Linked DNA regions of Homo sapiens: regions 2, 3, 4 and 5 are each linked to region 1. The links are chromatin contacts, found by Hi-C in ENCODE. All regions are on one chromosome and are shown on one strand. The core of a region is the stretch at or near the end of the contact, and the rest is flanking DNA. Distances in the headings are between cores, read along the strand shown. Region 1 overlaps CUL3 (cullin 3). Region 2 overlaps DOCK10 (dedicator of cytokinesis 10). Region 3 holds the start of SERPINE2 (serpin family E member 2). Region 4 overlaps DOCK10 (dedicator of cytokinesis 10). Region 5 overlaps DOCK10 (dedicator of cytokinesis 10).

Region 1 (3,808 bases), core at 916-3,415:
CTTCAAGATGTGCTTTCATTTCTTTTGGGTGTATACCCAGAAGTGGAATTAGTGGATCCTATGTTAATTGTTTTTGTAATTTTTGAGGAACTGCTATATTGCTTTCCACAGCAGCTATACTATCTTAGGTTTCCACCAACAGTGCACGAGAGCTCTAATTTTTCCACATTCTTGTCAAAACTTGTTATTTTGTGTTTTGTGTTTTTTTTTTTTATAGTAACTCTTCTAATGGGTATGAGGTGGTAGTTTTTTATTTTCATCCAGCTTTTATAGTTGTTCTTCCAGGGGCGTTGGTCTTACAAAAGCTTTTCTTTCAGTACTAAAGGTGGAATAACATTTTGAGGTAGATGTTATTTTACAGATGAGGCAACTGAGACAGATACTAAGGTCACACCTAGTAAATGGCAGACAAGACTGAAACAGAGGCTATTTGGTTCTTGAATCAGTGCTCTTAACCACTGAATTGTATTGCTTCTCTAATACAGGTCTTCTTTCCTGAAAGATAGTCTTATAAATTCATTGCTCTAAGACCTCAAAGTGTGATTAACTGTTTTTTTTCCCTCTGACCTCTAGATTATTAAATTTGAAGTAGAGAACAGTGTTTTTATTTTATGATTTATTGCAGTTTACACAACTTTAGAGAAACATGGGTTTGATTTGTCCAATATCTTGGTAGACAATTCTTAAATGGAAATTATTTTTAAATAAAAAATTTTCACAACTGTGTTTTTCTTGTTAAAATTTTTCAGACCCCTGAGAAGGATTGTTTTTTTGAGACGGTGTCTCACGCTGTCACCCAGGCTGGAGTGCAGTGGCAGGATCTTGACTCACTGCAAGCTCCGCCTCCCGGGTTCATATCATTCTCCTGCCTCAGCCTCCCAAGTAGCTGGGCTACAGGCTCCCGCCACCACGCCTGGCTAATTTTTTTGTATTTTTTAGTAGAGATGGGGTTTCACTGTGTTAGCCAGGATGGTCTCGATCTCCTGACCTCATGATCCGCCCGCCTCGGCCTCCCAAGAAAGATTTTAAGAAAATTTTTACTGTGGTGGAAACTCTGAGCTTTTTAGTAGTGGCTAAGTCCACCAGGTTTTTTGACACCATATCATATGCTTCTCTACCAAATTTATCAGTAATATTTTTATATCTAGAAATGTTTATCTGTACAATTTACTAATTCATATGTTACTGGTGCTGTTTTAGAAGTGTAGTCAGTTACTGGTATCATGGAAAGTATTGAGAAAGTTCTTTAAACTTCGATCTAATTATAATTAGACTTTTTTTCCCCCACTATGATTCTGCAGTAGAAACTTTTTACTACTTTTCTGCTCATTTAAAATTTTTCTATTTCTGTCTTCATTGTGTTAAACCTTTTTAAATCTGTATTTATTTCATGATTTGAAAGTGAACTCTGAAAATATTTTATTACTTGTTAATAGAGGATTACCTTAGTGATTAAATTTGGTAAGGCAAGTTCTAACATGTTCTGACAGACTTGTCATAGAGTTATTTGCCTCTTTTTTTTTTTTTTTTAATTTTAAATGTGAGTTTAACTTTTCAGGGTTTATCTCTAGCTTACTAGCAGAATAAGTATTTAATATTTATAAAGATTTTTTTAACCCTGTTTACATTTGTCTTTTCGTATTCTCTTTTACAGTAGTAGACAAAAACAGTTACAGATGTTCTTAGTATGAGGATAAGAAACTGAAAGAAGAACTATTTAAGAGTTTGATTAACCAGCTTGACAGTTAGCTTAAAAGACCAACTTTCACAGCAATTCACACATTGTTAAACCTTTTTTTTTTTTCCTAAATAAATAGCTACTGCTGGCCATATGTGGGACCAGGCAGAGGATAGATGAATAAGTACTAATAAATAACTATCCTTGGTCTATTAGGAGTAGTAGTAAAAGTACTGAACTACTTTGAGAGGCCGAGGCGGGTCAGGAGTTAGAGACCAGCCTGGCCCAACATGGTGAAACCCCAACTCTACTGAAAATACAAAAATTAGCCGGGCATGGTGGCACATACCTGTAATCCCAGCTACTAGCGGGGCTGAGGCAGGAGGATCACTTGAACCTGGGAGGCGGAAGTTGCAGTGAACCGAGATCGTGCCACTGCACTCCAGCCTGGGCAACAGAGCGAGACTCTGTCTCAAAAAAAAAAAAAAAGAAGTATGAAACTACTGGACTTTAAAGCAAACATGTTATTAAAAGCTCCCTTAAACTTTGTAATAGAACCAGAGGACTTTTGTATTTATATTTATACTAAGCTTTCAGAGTTGAATGTGACCCAAAGGTTAGTTTTAGAATTTGTTCTCAAACACCTGTTTACTCATAGTTACAAATGAAACATTAGATAGGAATGATAAAATAACAATTTTTAAGTTGTTTCTTTCCTTGGGTGCACCATTGATTTTGCCTAGAACCCATTTATCCTAGCTTGCTTTTCTGTAACATAATGACTATTAAAAATATTTACTAAACTTTTTCTTGCAGGTAAATTAAGTAGTAAGAGTTAAGTTGTTTTTTGGACTTAATTTTCACATTTGTTTTTATTTTAACTTTTTATTTGATTTGTTTGTAATGCCACTCCCTGAGTAATGAAACTATTTAGCGCACTTTAAGAGACACCCCTTGACTTTGCATAGGTTTAGCTTCAATAGGAACTGTATTTTTGCATTGTGTGTCTTGACACCTTTGAGCATACTTTTATGTGCTGAATTTGATTTCTTATACATCATTTAACTATTTAGATATGTTGGTAGGGTGAAGAGGAAGAGGCACATCTTTGCCAAGATGGTGGAAGTAGTAATATCTGTGGTCTTGTAGGGCCAAGCATTTTGTTTGTTGGTGTCCTCGTGTCTTCTGGGCATGCAAAGAGCCCTAGGTCTTGAGTAAGCATTTGCAGGAGTTTTCCATGGAGGTCACCTGGTTGAGCTTTCCTTTTCTTGTGGCTTAGAAAGACTCCATCTCTCTCCAGTCCAACTCCTGGAGACCTGCCTGTCCTAGTTGATGTTTTAAAACTGGTGGTGCTTTTGTATTTTTTTATCCAGCCTTTATAGTTGTTGGCAGGGAAGTTGGTCTTAAAAGCTATTTATTTTCAGGACTAGAAGTGGAAATGAGTGGAATAGCATTGTGAGATAGATGTTATGTTACAAATGAAGTGCTTATGTTACAAATGAAGTTGGTTTATCAAGCTTACTGTATGGATGAAGTCAGATGCAGAACCAGCTGTGAAAAGGGGGGCATGAGGTGGGTCCCCACCATTGGCTCCTGTCTCTCACCACAGGTCCACCTAGCTTGTGAAAGTTTTTGCTCATTGCAGGCCTGCTTGGCCAAGGAATAGCAACCCTTGAGAGAGAACTGTAAATAGAGATTTAAAATGTGGTTTATCTCTGTGGTGATGAAACTCACATCCCTTTATGTAAACATAATGCTTGACTCACATTAGGCTTTCGAACATGTTTTTCAGAACATTTTATATTTAAAATGCCTGTTTTTGGCTTTAAAAAGGCAAGTAGAAAAAGCCACCAACTTTCTATCTCTGCTAAGGTCTCTTTAGTAGATAAGTGACTAATGTCAAACTCATACTACATTTTGGTCACTACATTTTGGTCAAAGCCTGGGATTAAGACATTTTAAAATCAGTCTTTAATTTTTTTTTTTTCTCTTTTGGAATGATTTTTAAAATCTTGTTCATACTTTGAGTTTGCTAGTTAGAGGTAACCGGAGCTGGGACTTTTAAAAAATCTTAAAAAATAGACACATAAAAATTAAAACCTCACAAGAATTTAAATGATATTAGAATCA
Region 2 (3,808 bases), core at 694-3,193, 480 kb before region 1:
TCCAAATAAGGTCACATTCATGAGTTCCAGTGATTGGGATATGGGCATATCTTTGGGGGAGCCACTTTGCAACCCACTGCAAGGAATGATCATGATACTTACATCACAGACAAAACGAAACGAGAAAATGCTGAGCACATACGACACAGTCAAGAAATGTTATCATCATTTTATGATAACTATCTCCTTAGTTTGTCATTATCATGTTTATTAACATTTTGATAGACCTAACTACATTTAACATAACAGTGAGCTCTATTATGATTGGACCTGTAGAGCAGATGTAAAACTCCAATTGCCACTGAACAAGTCACACAGAGAAAAGATGGCCTCTTTCCCCAAAGCAGCTTGGGAGTCACTGGCCTTATTTTATCAGTGTAAATGCACATTATGGACTTTAAAGAGACAATATTTCTTGTGGTTTAAGAGATAGGATGGCCATTAGGGATCAGGGATGCTAATGAAACATCAACAATGTTACCTTGTAAAATTTTGAACAAATACTACTATTAGATAAAACTTTTAATTTGAAACTAAAAGAAGTGAAGCGTATGTCTGTGTTTTAGATTTGCCTTTTTTGAACAAAAGGTTCATTCAGTCAAACATGAAGTCAACACACTCAGGAAAGTGTCAGGATTTCCAGATTGTGGGTCTTTCTTCTGATTCGAGTTGCATCAGCCACGGTTCTAAGGAGAATTCTACTCCCAAGATCAGCATTCTAGTGGAATCATAAAAGGTCCCACACCACCATCAGTGAACTTAGGATCTCCATGGGGATGTTTACCCAAAACTCAAACTGAAAAATGTAACCTTCCAGCCAGGCACGGTGGCTTACACCTGTAATCCCAGCACTTTGAGAAGCCGAGGCAGATGCATACTTGAGTCCAGGAGTTCAAGACCAGCCTGGGCAACATGGTGAAATCCTGCCTCTACTAAAAATACAAACATTAGCCAGGTGTGGTGGTACACACATAGTCCCAGCTACTCGGGAGGCTGAGGTGGGAGCATCACTTGAGCTCAGGAAGTCGAAGCTGCAGTGAGCTGAGATCATGCCACTGCACTCCAGCCTGGTGATAAAGTGAGACCCTGTCTCTAAAATAGAATAAAATAAAAATAAAAATGTAACCTTCAAATTCCTTCCCATTCTCAAATAGAGATGGAATTTGTCACTCTCAGAATTTACCCTGGTCATTTCTCGGTTCTTGCTGTCTGCCCCAAGACAGACCACACTGATGTGGTTCATACCAGTTCTGCAGTGTTGAGCGACCAACAACATTCTGTGGGTGACGAGATGCCACCTGCTGGCTTTTTTCTTTCTGCATATGTGGATGTTTACACCTGCCCGATCATGCAAGACAGACCACACTGATGTGGTTCATACCAATTCTGCAGTGTTGAGCATCCAACAACATTCCAGACTGTTTCTGGAAGCTGTGGGTGACGAGATGCCAGCTGCTGGCTTTTTTCTTTCTGCATATGTGGATGTTTACACCTGCCTGCCCATGCAACTAGCTCCTCGTGGCATGGCGTGGCCATTGTCTCACTATGATGAGGAGTCACTGAGACATTTTCTGTCTCCAAATATTCTCATCAGTTAACAGTTAAAGAGAGCTGAAGAGCTGACTAAATCTCAACTACTGAGGCCAAAGAAATGTATGACTTATCTATCAATAAAGGACCCTAAGAGGTGGAATCAGGCTTACATCTATGTAAACTCACTGAGAAAGCCGTGTTGTCATTGCTGTTCTTGGTCTGTGCCTGCTTTTATTCAGCATGCCACTTGGTAATGGAAACTTGAAGAAATGATACTACAAATAAGTGATATTGAGGATGACAGTCTGTTCATTTTTAAAGGGCAAAATGGCAAAAAGGATGCATTTGTCCTTTCAGACCTCTTCTCACAATGGACAGCAGGGGGCAGTGCTAATATAGGGAGAGTTTAGCATCAGGTAAACAAGTGGTATCGGCCTTCAAAAGTCAGATGCCTTCGTGAGCCACATAGCCTTTCACATTTGAAATACTCTAACTCACTTTTCCTCCCAAGTGTCATTTATTCATCCTTCACGGCCCAGGTCAAATAGCTTAGACTCTGAGAAGCCATATGGAATCCCCCTGACTGAATTACGCTCCCTCTCTCTTGGCTATGGGTTGCTTATGTGTGTCGCCTTACCATCTCCCCCCAGATTCACATGTTGAAATCCTAACTCCTTAGACGGTGGTATTAGGAGGTGGGGCCTTATGGAAGATGGTTAGGTCATGAGGGCAGAGCCCTCAGGAGTGGGATTAGTGCCCTTACGAAACAGGCTCAAGGGAGCTCATTTGCTCCTCCTACCATGTGAGGACAAACCAAGGAGATGCCATCTGTGAACCAGGAGGCAGGCCCTCACAGACACCACACCTGCCGACGCCTCGATCATGGACTTCCTGCCTCCAGAACTGTGTGAAATTAATTTTTGTTGTTTATAAACCACCCAGGTTATGGTATTTATTATAGCAGCCTGCATGGACTAAGACACTGCCCTTCCACAGTATTGCAAATAAAACTCTATTATAGAAAGTCTGTTGTATACTGGCCAGGCACAGTGGCTCATACCTGTAATCCCAGCACTTTGGGAGGCTGAGGCGGGTGGATCACAAGGTCAGGAGATCAAGACCATCCTGGCTAACATGGTAAAACCCCATCTCTACTAAATACACAAAAATTAGCCAGGCATGGTGGCGGGCACCTGTAGTCCCAGCTACTTGGGAGGCTGAGGCAGGAGAATGGCGTAAACCCGGGAGGCGGAGCTTGCAGTGAGCTGAGATCAAGCCACTGCACTCCAGCCTGGGTGGCAGAGCGAGACTCCGTCTCAAAAAAAAAAAAAAAAAAGGTCTGTTGTATATTGTTGTGTAGCTCTTTTCATTCATGACTTACCAAAGTCCCGAGCACCTACCTGCTAGTTCATCTATGTACTTACTGATAAATGCATATACCCTGAATGTGGCCAGACTACTGCTACTATTTCTACTATTAGTAGCTAACCAGTCACTTTAAAGTACTGATAAAATATCACTGCCCATAATAATGTTTGGCATCCCACTGTTGACACAAAACAGCACTAAGCCACTTCATAGTTTAACTCCAATTAACACATCATTAGCCAGATTAACACAATAGCTTCTAGTGATTAATTTTTTTTCTTTTTGAGATGGAGTCTCACTCTTGCCTAGGCTACAGTGCAGTGGCACGATCTCGGCTCACTGCAACCTCTGCGTCCTCAGTTCAAGCGATCCTCCTGCCTCAGCCTCCCGAGTAGCTGGGATTACAGGCGTAAGCCACCATGCTCAGCTAATTTTTGTATTTTTAGTACAGACGAGGTTTCACCAGGCCAGACTGGTCTCGAACTCCTGACTCCAAGTGATTCTCCTGTCTCAGGCTCCCAAAGTGCTGGGATTACAGGCATGAGCCACCCGGCCTGATTTTCTTTCTAGTAGTAGCCTATGACCTGTTTCGGGCAACCTTTCTCTGAGGGAAAGACACAGAAGCATGGCTGGCTCGTAGAGTCACTACTGTCAATCCCTTTTTCCCGCCCTACTGTTGGCGTAGACACCTTGGAGACATTGTGAACGTGTTGAAATTCTCCAGGCCTTCTCACAGGATTGGCACCAATTGCTTTCAATGAATTACGAACAGGAAATGCTCAAAACAATACAATTGTTTCTTCCTTTGCTAGAGAACTCAACTTTCACTCTTCCGCATGTGGAAAGCACAATTCCACGAATGACTGTAATAAATAGAATATGTGTTTATAGATACTAGGAGATCCCC
Region 3 (3,808 bases), core at 413-2,912, 480 kb after region 1:
AATTGTTCCCAGCTCCAGCCCACACCGCCCTGACTGGACCAAGCACAATACTGTCACTGAAACAGTTCTTAGCATGTCTAAAAGTCACTTGGCTAGTAGTTCATCCACTCGTCAACAAAATTTATTGAGTAACTGCTATATGTGTGGTATGGCTCTAGGCACTAGGGATAGAGTGAGTTGGAAACAATATTGAAATTAGTTTCTCTTCCCTGGTCTCTGGGAGTATATTCCAATGAGAGAGAGTAGAAGAAAACTAGCAAGAAACAAGGTAAAAAAAAAATCAATTCATGATGAGGGTTATGAAGGAAGTCATAGGTTAGAGGGGATAAAGTGACTTTATCTCAAGTGGTCAGGGGAGGCTTCCTAGGGGAGAGGACATTTGAGTTGTGACCTCAAGTGTAAGGATGCAGACAACATAGAAGATCCTGGGACAAAAAGCATTTCAGGCACAGAGAATAAGAAAGTTACCCTGTAACTGAATATAAATATTTGGTATGACTGTAAAATAATTAAACAGATGCTCATTTTTGTAGACTGTTTGCTCCTTATTTTAGGACCAAGCCTCCCATAGCCTGTTTCCCTCTATGAGAGACTGAGAACACCCTTAGGCTGGTCCAGATTTTACACTTTTCAGAGCAACCCCTTCCCCAACACACACGTGCACACTCTGGCACGGCCACCTGCATGCCAAGGGGTGACTGCAGGCTGATCTTCCAAGTGGCTCTCATCAGTAGCTGTACCCTTAATCCAGGGCTGTGTATAGGGAGATTTACATTTCTTCCTCGCTGTTGGGGCCGTCTGCCTGCTAGCGACGATTCTACACTAACGGCTACATAAATTACTGTCATTAAAGTTGGGTCCTTGGGTCCCCAGAAACCTAACTAGAGGCAAAGGAGGAACCAACTAAGAGAGGTCCAGGTAACAGAGCCCGGAGCGGGACGGTCATTTGTTGCAGGCCCCTGGGGTATGTGCCTGTCTATCGCGCACCGGGTCCCAGCAGCAGTGGTTACCGGCTGAGAAGGGCTGGGTTCCCAGGACGCTGCGGGTACCTCATGCTATCACCATAGCCGGGAATCCAGTTTTCTGGTTCCCCTCGTCTGTATTTGCCTAAGGCGACTTGCCGCCGTTCCTCTGTCCCCTAGGCAGGGAGAAGTCAGCTCTAGGACACCCTGCAAAACGCCTCGAGGGGTTATCTGCCCCTTCCCGGCCGCGTCCTGGCACCGTTTCCCCATCACCCGGAGGACTGAGCGCTGTCTCAGGGCGCCCTCTGTCTCTTCCAGGGGGCAGCCAAGACGACATGCCCTGCGTCTCAGGGACGCGGTACGAGCCCTGGTATTCCCCCCGCCACCTCACACACCCCCATCCGGGAGACCCACGTGCAGCTGGGCCCGGGCTGGCGCCGCACCTCGGGGTCTGCGCGTCTCCCCGGCGCGTTCCGGGCGCAGCCCCACGACACGGACCCCTGGCGGGGCGGCATCCGAGAAGTCGCAGGCGGAGAGGGGGCGTCCTGGAGGCCGGGCGCGGGGACGCTGCGGCCCGCGGCCACACAAAGGAGGCGGCGGGAAGGCGGGGCAAGGCGGGCCGGGGGCGGGGGCGGCAGGAAGGGGCGGGGGCCCGCGCGGCGCCGCCGATAAAGCCCCCGCCGCCGCGGCAGCCAGCTTGCGCTGTGGGGCTGCCCGGGCTGCGCGGCGTCTGCAGGCGCCACCGCTGCCTCTTTCCGGCTGTGACCCTCCTCGCCGCCGCCGCTTGGCTGCGTCCTCCGACTCCCCGCGCCGCCGAGACCAGGCTCCCGCTCCGGTTGCGGCCGCACCGCCCTCCGCGGCCGCCCCCTGGGGATCCAGCGAGCGCGGTGAGTACAGGCTGCGCGGTGAGTCCCGGGCGCGGCCGGCGCTGCCCTCGGCGGGGGACGCTCCCCGGGGCTCCGCGCGCCACCGGCCCTGCTCCCTGACCTTGCGCCCGGCCGGGAAGCTGCGGGGCCAGCGGGACCCTGGGGCGCCGACGTCGGGGAGCAGAGAACTTTCTCAGCCTCCCGCGGGCCGCCTTGGCCGGGGCTGGGTGCTCGCCGGGCATCCCGGTCCCGCCCGCCGGGAGCCCCGAGCGGGACCCGGGCAGGGCAAGGCGGGGCCGCCCCGGGGTGGCGTCCAGTGATACCCGCAGCTGGGAGCACCGGGGCCGGCGTGGCTCCTGCCCGGCCATCCGAGCCGGCCCTGACCCTGAACCTGAGGTTTCCAGCTGCTCGCCGGCAACCCCTACCCCGGACTTAGGCTGCGCGCCGCCGGATGGGGAGAGACTGGCGCACTCTTACTTGTTACCTCTGCCTGGGCAGAGGGAGGTGACGCGCGGTGTGGGGAAAGCCTTTAACTTGGCCTCTGGCAGCCGATTTAACCCGAGCGAGCAGGTCTTTGCTATTTTCATCATCTGTAGAAACGGGAGTTGCGAGGCGGATGAGTGACTGCAGGTAAAATGAAAGTACGGTACTCAGAAATTCTGGAAGGAATTAGGCATTTAATGTGTCCACAAACTGAGCGGGGAAGGAAGGCTTCTATTACATAAGACAGCACTCCACCTTCAGGTATTATGGAAGATGCTGTTGAAGGTTTTAGTGTTTTAATGAACGAAACACATTCTTTGTGTGTGTGTCTCTGGAGAAATCTCGAATGCTGCTGTCTTGCTTTGGCTACTTTGCAGGGGACGTTCTTATATTTAGCATCAGCATAAAAAGGTGTTCGAAGGTGTGACTTCCTCTTTCAAGCCAAGAAGCCGTTTATTTGTCTGAATTGTTGTGGAACAATATATGTGATAATTGTGTACTTTGAAGATTTTATATCAAAACTTGAGCACAGATAACTGGAAGAATTGTCAACATTGCTAATTTGTATATCCTAAACCACACTTCGAAAATTGAAGACAGTTTCAACACTATCTGAAGGTCTAAATCAGTACTTATTTGCTATTTGCAGTATTTCAATAGAAAAATTTTTGGCTATGCAAATGAAGGTACTAACCTGAGTAATCTAAGGTTTCTTTTAACCCCCAAATTTTGATTCTTTGTTAAAATAATGTTTGAAAATATCGTACCATGCAGGGCAATTACTGAAGGTCATGAAAATGTCATCGTATTTTATTCTAAAAACAAAAATGAATCTATGCAGAAAATTTCCGTGTCCCATGAACTTCATATTAGTTTAATTTTAAAAGTACTGTCTCCAAAAAAAGCTAATTTTCACTTCCACACAAGGGTGATTAAATACCAGTCAGAGATTGTTTGAGGTGGTAGAGTTGGAAATGAGGTGGTGACCTGGCCACGTCCCTGGGTGCATCTCAGCCTTGCTGTCCTCTTCCAGCCAGTTCTTTTCCCATCGCATGGGGACTTTGGCTCTTGGGCTATTTCTCCTCCTCTAGACCTAAAGTCCATGTGGGGGACGCTCTAGATGCGCACTTCCTTGACTGTCTCAAATCCAGTGTCTTCCATGTACTCCAGCTACCAAGTCCTCTAAGTACCTCCAAGTCTTGCCCTCTCTTGAGATGCTCAACTTCTGAAAACTCTTAGTGCCTCCAACCCGCAAGCTCCTTCCTTCCGGGTTGCAAACCGGACTCCCACTGTAATCTTCAATGCAAGCGATCTCCAATGCTTTTCCTCTTGCGGGTTTGGCAGGTGACTTTGTAGCCCATTCTACCAGGAGAATAGAGGTCATAAGTATCTCCTCACGTCCTCCCCCATCTCCCCTGTACAGACTTTTCTGTGTTTACCCAGTCATCCAATAAATCTTCTTAAGCATCTACTGTGTCTGGGTACTTTGTTGGATAC
Region 4 (3,808 bases), core at 388-2,887, 450 kb before region 1:
TGAATAGATTATTCACACAAATAGATTATTCAAAGAACATAAGTTTATTTGAGTTCTCTTCTGTGTTATCCACTAATTGCCAGTTTTCCGAAATTTAACTTTCAGTTTCTTCTGTTTTCCTTTCATCATTTATTAAAGGAATGTTGCAGCCTTTAATACAACTGAAATTAACCATTTAATTTCAACTTTGTCATTCTCAAATTGTGCCAAATTTAAAAATTATAAGGAACAAAAGCTTGAATGTTTAGGATTTAAAACCACCACAATCATAAAGAAAAGTCGAAAATCAGGTGAGAGAGAATGCATTTTAAGTTCAGTAGGTACAACTGAACTTACTAATTTAGAGATGGAGAATAGATTGTATCTCATTTGTAATTTTAAAGTTATCTCAGTGTTTTTAATTGTGAGTAGATTTTTTATTACAGATTTGTAATCATTAAGAAACTTAAGAATGCAAAATTACAGCATCTTGATTCTTCTACCAATAGGTACTCAATCAAAGGTTTGATGAATGAATGAATGCAAGCCATATCTTATGGGTCATAAAGGTAGAAAGTAGGAATCTGTTAGGTGGAAAGAATATGGATTCATTTGGTAGATTATCTGCATCCTTAATATTGGTCACTGGGTAATCAAGGGCCTTCTTTGCTTTCATACACTTTATGAGAACTGAGTAACCCACAGATTACCTTAAAATTCTGCTTTATGAATAATTGGAGGAAGTGAACATGGAAATAATGTCCAAAAATAATAGTTCTTTGCTGAGCACTTCCAATTCTGATAGTCACTTTGCTACAAACTTTGCACAGTATTCTTTATTTGTTGCCACAGTCCCTCTGAAGGATATTGTGATTTTTGTTCCAATATAGTTAAGGAAGAAATTAAAGCACACGGAGTAGCTCTGACCAATTGAAATATAACATAAGCCACATATGTAATTTTGAATTTTCTAGGGGCCATATTTGAAAAAGAAAAAAAGCATATTAAGTTAGTTTTAATAATATATTTTCTTTAAACCTATATATCCAAACTATTATTATGTTGGCATGTAATCAATATAAAAATTATTACAATACTTCATAGTTTTTTTCACGCCAAATCTTCAAAATGTGGTGTACATTTATACATATAACACATTTCAATTTGGATGCTAAATCTTTAATCACAAATATTTGTTCAGTATTCAGATTTCATAAAATTTATAGTTGAAAGAGTAAATTCATATTCCAAAGTTTCTCCAAAACTAGTTAAATGTTTTCCAGTTACTAGATAAAATAATCAATTCTTAAAGTTAAATCAAAGTTAAATAAAATTAAGTAAAATTAAAGATTTAGTTTCTTTGTCACACTAACCACCTTTCAAGGACTTCATAGCCACTTATGGCTAGTGGTGGCTGCATTGAACTATGAGGTGTAGCTATTACTGCATTTGTCCAAAGTCACCCATCCGGTGTGGCCCTAGGCAAATGTGTACCTGCCACCTTCCCTGCAAGCCCAGCCACACCCACCTCTTTCACTTCACACCCTGCTACAGTGCAACCGCGCCCATTCCTCCCATTCCACCCACCTCCTCTCCTCTCTTCACCTGCAATCTGGCCATGCCCACTTCTTTCACTCCACCCACCTCCCCTCCCCTCTTGCAACCCAACCACACCCTCTTCCCACTGCACCTTCCTGCCCTCCGTGTCTCTGTTGACTCAGGTCTGGGATCTCTTGCAGTGGCATTTTTCTGTTCAATATCCAATAATACAGTGGCATTATTCTGCTCAAATGGTACTTCTCTTTAAAAGTCAGGGTTTTTAATATAGATTATATAGAATAAAATGTTAGAAATTTGATATTATAGAATCCAGCTGCCTCACTGGAAGATGAAATCCAGGCCCAAACAGGTAAATTGACTTATCTGTAGCTTCTACAAAGTTGCTGGCAGAGCAAGGGTATTTGTTCAGGTCTCAAAATGATGAGACCCACATTCTTTTTAACTACATGGTATTTCCTCCTCTTAATCCAGAAATAATGAGCTATAGTTCCAAGGTATGTGCAGAATTTTAAGTGAAACTACATAGATGCTAGCTACAAAATACAAAGTAATGTCAATAGCATAGCAAATCCTATCCAGTTTCTGGTTATCTTAGAGGAATAAATCCATTTGGAGATGAAAGCCAATTCTGTCATAGGGATTCTTGCTCCAAACTAGTTTTTTGACTTTTCTTTAAGGATTAAATACAGAGATAATGAGTTCAAGTTAATCTGTAGAGTAAAGCTATGAGCAGAACAGATGCTGTGGAGATACAGAATGCAACTGTGGGGGCTCATGGGTCCCACGGCAGAGACAACAAAGAGAAAAAAAGGGAAAATCACTTTGTTGTAATCTCTTCGGATTGAAGGGTTTATAGAATTCTATTTTGGGAACAGACATCTATCTCTGTCATGTTGCAGAAGTCTGAATCCGGAAATGTCGTGCTAGAACAGAAACAGAATCATATAATGACAAAATCTGGGTATTGATATCAGGCTTGTTGTGCCTTTTGAGAACTGTAGGACTTCGGATAATTCCCTGAGTTCCCTGAGCCTCAGTGTCCTTATTTGCAGCATGGTGGGGATTCCTCACAAAGCTGTTGGTGATGATCTAAATGAAAACTGAGTAAAAACACTGATCACAGTGCCTGGATCACTGAGGGACTGCACCTCTTTTTAATCTGTAAAATGAGGAAAATACCTGCTGCCCACCTGCATCATAGAAATTTAAGTAATTACTTCTACAAGTAGAAACATACTGTTTATTAGATTGGATTAATTCTGGGGAGACGTTTTGACACACATGACTACCCTTCAGTTCTCCACTAATAAGGAAACTAGAATATTAAATAGAACACTCATCAGGTGAACAGAGTTGCTCAAAAAGACGACTCAGTGAAAAAGCCAGTGAACCCAATGATATTCCCCAAATGAAAGCCACTGGGGGAAATGAGTGAGCCAAAAGGCAGAGAAAGGGATCAAGGACAAGGAGAGATGTAGACAAGGAAGAGGCTCCTCGAGCAGGGAAAGAAATTAAGCATGAAACTAAAGTGGCCTGTGGTTGTTAAAGGGGACTGTTTAAAGGTTTGCTTTAAAACCGGCCTGCTTTTCTGTCACTCTAAAGGTGACACTTCAGTCTGTGTCATCCTCCACTCTGGTTTTTATTTCCTTAAAGATGTTGGTTCTTTCATAGTGGCCATCCTATTTTGTCTCATTTTTGCCCATGCTGTTGAAAAGAATGCTGATGGGTTTCAAGTTAAAGATTACATGCATCTATTTCTTCCTTTTAGCTCTGAAAATTGAGTGAAGCATAGCAAATCTGTGATTAATAGAACTGGGGTAGTATCACATCTTCAGGGGCTGGCATGATGGGCATCGGAGGCTTTTGTTTTGACCTCCAGGCAAATGAACCAGTGAACAGCCCTGGAGGACTCATTTGCAAAGAAGTGGGGAATAAAAAGTCTCATCACAAATTCGTCTTCTTTTTGCACAACTATAACAAAAAGAAATGATGAACCATATATGTGTTCATCACAAAACCGTAAGGACCTTTGGAATCACCCAAGTTCACCTACAGAAGCTTTTCAGATCTGTTCTTAGAAGATGTTCGCTACAGATGTGGTTAAGGTCATTAAAGAACACCAAGACGTTAGATGACTTTCTTAAGGGTGGAGATTGAAAGGAGAAACGTTAGGATTGTGGAGTGATATCATCACTGAGTGAGTTAAAAAGTAACCAGAGAAATCTGGTACCCCCATTTGAGAGGACTGCTGCTGCTTCACACAAGTGCA
Region 5 (3,808 bases), core at 793-3,292, 360 kb before region 1:
CACACACATATGTATTCACACATGTATACACACGCACACGCACACACATATATGGAAACGTCCTAAGTGTCCATTGACAGAGGAATAGATAAGAGAATGCTAGACACACACACACACACACACACACACACACACACAGGCCTATATTAATATATTAAACATTCTCTTTATCCATTCCTCTTTCAATGGACACTTAGAATGTTTCCATATATTGGCTAGTATGAATAATGCCACAATGATGATGGGAGTGCAGATATCTTTATAAGCTGGCGACTTTATCTCCTTCAAATATATACCCAGAGGAGGAATTGCTGGGTCATATGCTAGTTCTATTTTTAATTTACTTAGAAACCTCCATACTGTTTCCCATAATGCTTGTAGCAATCTACATTCTCACCAACAGTTACCAGGGGTGAGAGGAAACAGGGAGAAGTCAATGAACTGATGCAAAGTAGCACATGTGCAGGATGAAGTCTAGAGAGCTAATGTACAACAAGAGGACTAAAGTTAGTGAAATCAGATTGCATTAGTGATTTTGCTTAAATCAGTAGATTTTACTGCTCTTATTACAAAAAAGTAACTATTGAGATGATAGTTATGTTAATTTGCTTCACTATAATACCATTTTACTATCTACATGTATCCCTCCCATACCACCATGTTGTAAACCTCAAGCATATCCAATAAAATTTACTTTAAAAAAGAAAAACATCCCATGAAATTTTTATACATGGGAGTTTATATAGTAAAGGGGGCCAAACAGCTAGACATCAAGAAATGCCCATACTTTGGATGGTATTGTCTGGTTTCCATTCAACCATTAGTTATGAGATAGAATCAAGCCAAAGAAAACTTATTTGTGGTTTATTTTCCATTTATAAAACCAGATGCACACTCTTGTTTCTCTGAGCTGGTCGGAGATGTTGCAACTTGAATAGGCATTTCTAGGATACCATGGAAATGCACAAAGTAAGTGTAATTGCTACCAGTCCCTTTGGTGCACATTTTTGAGGAGGCCATGGTTAGGGAGCAACACAGCCTAGTGGCCACAGTACAGACTGGTTCTCAGGGTCATGGTTCTTCAGGGCTGGGGCTCTTCCAGTGACTACTGTGTACCCTTGAGTATGTCACATACAGATGACACAGAAATGACAATGAAAATATCACTACTTATTAAGTAGTGATTCCACCTACAAATGTGGGGGAAGGAAAATAGAAACTCCCCAACCTTTCAAATTGTCCTGCTTGCCTACATCTAACTCAAAAAGATATGTGTAAGTTTATGTAATTAGAAGGCCAAACGCCAGTGGCTCATGCCTATAATTCCAGCACTTTGGGAGACTGAGGTGGGAGGATAGTTTGAGGCCAGGAGTTCAAGACCAGCCTGACCAACATCACAAAACCCCATCCCCACAAAAAATACAAAAATGGTGGTACATGCCTGTAATCCCAGGTACTACTTGGGGGGGTGTTGGGGGTGCTGCATGCAGCATGAGAATCGCTTCAACCCGGGAGGTGGAGGTTGCAGTGAGCCGAGATCATGCCACTGCACTTTAGCCTGAGCGACAGAGTGAGACTGTCTCAAATATATATATATAATTAGTAACTCCATGGTTTAAAATAGAGATTTATATACTGGAGATAAGATATCATGGCAGAGGAAAGTTAATACTTTCAAAGGAAATGAGACACTCAAAAGATTACATTATTTTACAGAAATTTGTAAGAACACCAGCACCATAGTTGTTATTGTTACCTGGGGAGCAACTTAAAATGAAAGCTGTCTCCAATGACAAATCAGAATCTTTTTTTTTTTTTAATATCAGAGCAGAATACAAACCAGAGAAGCTTCCTTCACATTCCTTTGAGATTGACCATGAAGATGCTGATAAGGATGAAGTAAGTAAATAGTTGAAAGTGAGATGTTTAAAACATGAGGATAATTAGTTTCTGTCTTGCACTGAAAGTTTCGAGTTCTGACCGGTTTGTTGTAAGCTGTAGTAGCTGTTGGTGGTAGGGCTTTTAGTCAAAATGAGTCACGTTTGTTTTGAAATTGAACATGCTTATTTAAGATGAGTCAAAGAGAGGAAGAGGAGTCTCTTTTTTAAATGCAGTGTCTAGGATCTAGGATCCACAAAAGATGGCTGTCATGCTACTATGCCTTTCCTACAGGATACCACTTCCCACTCGTCTTCCAAGGGGGGTGGAGGAGCGGGAGGAACTGGTGTTTTCAAGTCCGGCTGGCTCTACAAGGGGAATTTTAACAGCACCGTGAACAACACCGTTACTGTTCGGGTAAGGAGATATCAAGACTCATCTTTATCTCTGTCACCCTTCTTAACACTCCCTCCTCTGGTCACAGCACAGAAGAGAGCCATTTGCATTGAGTTTATGTTTCATATAATATTTTATTTATGAGGAAGTAGGATGCTCTTCTCTAGAAAAATGTCCTAGAAATATAGCACTCCTGAAGGAATTAGAATAATTCTAATTTCTATGAGTAATAGCACATTACAATTTGAATATCTCCTTATATCTTTTCCTTTATTTAGTCATTCAAAAAGCGCTACTTCCAGCTGACTCAGTTACCAGATAACTCCTACATTATGAACTTTTACAAAGATGAGAAAATATCCAAAGAACCCAAAGGATGCATCTTTTTGGATTCCTGTACAGGAGTGGTGCAGGTGAGTAGACATCCCTTTTCCTCCTTGGGATTTTTTTTTATTTGAAAAGTATATTTAACAAATATTCATGGAGTATCTGATATGAGCCAAGAGCTGCTCTAGATTCTAAGAATTCTGTGAAAAACAAGGCAGCCTGGATCTCTACTTTCACAAATCTTACTTTCCAGAGAGAAAGAAAAACAGGAATTAAGCAAAGACATGAATAAGCAGAATGGAATCAGCTGGTAAATTTTTCAATAAAGAAAATAAACAGAGAAACAAAAGGGAGACAGAAGAGTGGTGAGGTTGAAAAGGAATATTAATACTCAATAAGGGAGAAGAGCATTTTTGAAGAGAGATCATTTGATCTACAGACCAAAGAATGAGCAGAGGGCCAGGCGCAGGGGCTCACACCTGTAATCCCAACACTTTGGGAGGCCAAGGCGGGTGGATCACTTGAGGTCAGGAGTTGGAGACTAGCTAGGCCAACATGGTGAAACCCCATCTCTACTAAAAATACAAAAATTAGCCAGATGCGGTGGCACAGGCCTGTAATCCCAGCTACTGGGGAGGCTAAGGCAGGAGAATCACTTGAACCCAGGAGGCGGAGGTTGCAGTGAGCCGAGATCGTGCCACTGCACTCCAGACTGGGTGACAGAGAGAGACTCTGTCTCAAAAAACAAACAAACAACAAAAAAAGAATAAGCAAAGGCAGCAAGTTCAAAGGCCCTGCGGCAGGGGCAAGTCTCAGATATTCAAAGACAAGCAGATAATTAGCACCCATGTTTGCTGCCATGTAGAGAACCCCTGAGATAATGAAATTCAGTAAAATAATATGCAAATGACATGGTATTAACATACGCACTTCAAATATGTTATTTTATAATTAAGTAATAATGATAGAGTAAGTTGACAGTGTACATATGCAGCATCTTTCTTCTAAGAGGTGGCTGTCTTCAAAGACAAGGATTCCACTGATTCCAGAGAGTCTAATTTCAGAAGCAGACATAGTGCTTTTAACAAATAATGTTCTCTATAAGCTCTTGGTCTTCAAATTATTGTCCTTAGTATGAAATTCAGCACGGGCCACTGTGGCAAAGGGAAGCAGAATAATTCCATAGACCCCATTTGGACATTTGGCT

What was found. A loop is a pair of places that touch in the nucleus more often than their neighbours do. Pooled maps may share reads with other maps.
Region 2: a loop to region 1 is called in a map with no recorded cell type, with 5 times the contacts of the local background. The contact joins two enhancer-like sites. A Hi-C loop is called at or near these places in 2 of 37 single-sample maps with no recorded cell type and 4 of 50 pooled maps.
Region 3: a loop to region 1 is called in a pooled map, with 3 times the contacts of the local background. The contact joins the promoter of SERPINE2 here to the enhancer-like site in region 1. A Hi-C loop is called at or near these places in 1 of 168 maps with a recorded cell type or tissue (naive thymus-derived CD4-positive, alpha-beta T cell), 1 of 37 single-sample maps with no recorded cell type and 6 of 50 pooled maps.
Region 4: a loop to region 1 is called in a map with no recorded cell type, with 5 times the contacts of the local background. The contact joins two enhancer-like sites. A Hi-C loop is called at or near these places in 2 of 37 single-sample maps with no recorded cell type and 2 of 50 pooled maps.
Region 5: a map with no recorded cell type shows a loop between it and region 1 (8-fold over the local background). The contact joins two enhancer-like sites. A Hi-C loop is called at or near these places in 5 of 37 single-sample maps with no recorded cell type and 3 of 50 pooled maps.

Annotation. Positions count from the first base shown.
Region 1 is chr2:224,519,793-224,523,600 of GRCh38, reverse strand. All of the region lies in intron 3 of CUL3 (cullin 3), which reads left to right. Among named protein-coding and RNA genes, the nearest start is that of CUL3, 64 kb to the left of the region's middle. RefSeq lists a silencer at 1,874-1,943. Within about 2 kb of position 2,165, at least 5 of the 41 ENCODE cell types and tissues checked have a DNase peak (open chromatin) inside an H3K27ac peak, as active enhancers do.
Region 2 is chr2:225,000,351-225,004,158 of GRCh38, reverse strand. The region is part of intron 1 of DOCK10 (dedicator of cytokinesis 10); the gene reads left to right. Among named protein-coding and RNA genes, the nearest start is that of MIR4439, 8.3 kb to the left of the region's middle. Within about 2 kb of position 1,943, at least 6 of the 41 ENCODE cell types and tissues checked have a DNase peak (open chromatin) inside an H3K27ac peak, as active enhancers do.
Region 3 is chr2:224,037,140-224,040,947 of GRCh38, reverse strand. SERPINE2 (serpin family E member 2) reads left to right here and starts at 1,662. Exons shown (of 9, transcript NM_001136528.2): 1 at 1,662-1,849. LOC124907991 (a long non-coding RNA gene) reads right to left here and starts at 1,546. Exons shown (of 2, transcript XR_007088103.1): 1 at 1,406-1,546. RefSeq lists a silencer at 1,202-1,496.
Region 4 is chr2:224,969,145-224,972,952 of GRCh38, reverse strand. All of the region lies in intron 1 of DOCK10 (dedicator of cytokinesis 10), which reads left to right. Among named protein-coding and RNA genes, the nearest start is that of MIR4439, 39 kb to the left of the region's middle. Within about 2 kb of position 1,637, at least 5 of the 41 ENCODE cell types and tissues checked have a DNase peak (open chromatin) inside an H3K27ac peak, as active enhancers do.
Region 5 is chr2:224,884,550-224,888,357 of GRCh38, reverse strand. DOCK10 (dedicator of cytokinesis 10) reads left to right here. Exons shown (of 56, transcript NM_014689.3): 5 at 1,827-1,899; 6 at 2,173-2,295; 7 at 2,553-2,687. Among named protein-coding and RNA genes, the nearest start is that of MIR4439, 120 kb to the left of the region's middle. RefSeq lists an enhancer at 2,136-2,185. Within about 2 kb of position 2,042, at least 4 of the 41 ENCODE cell types and tissues checked have a DNase peak (open chromatin) inside an H3K27ac peak, as active enhancers do.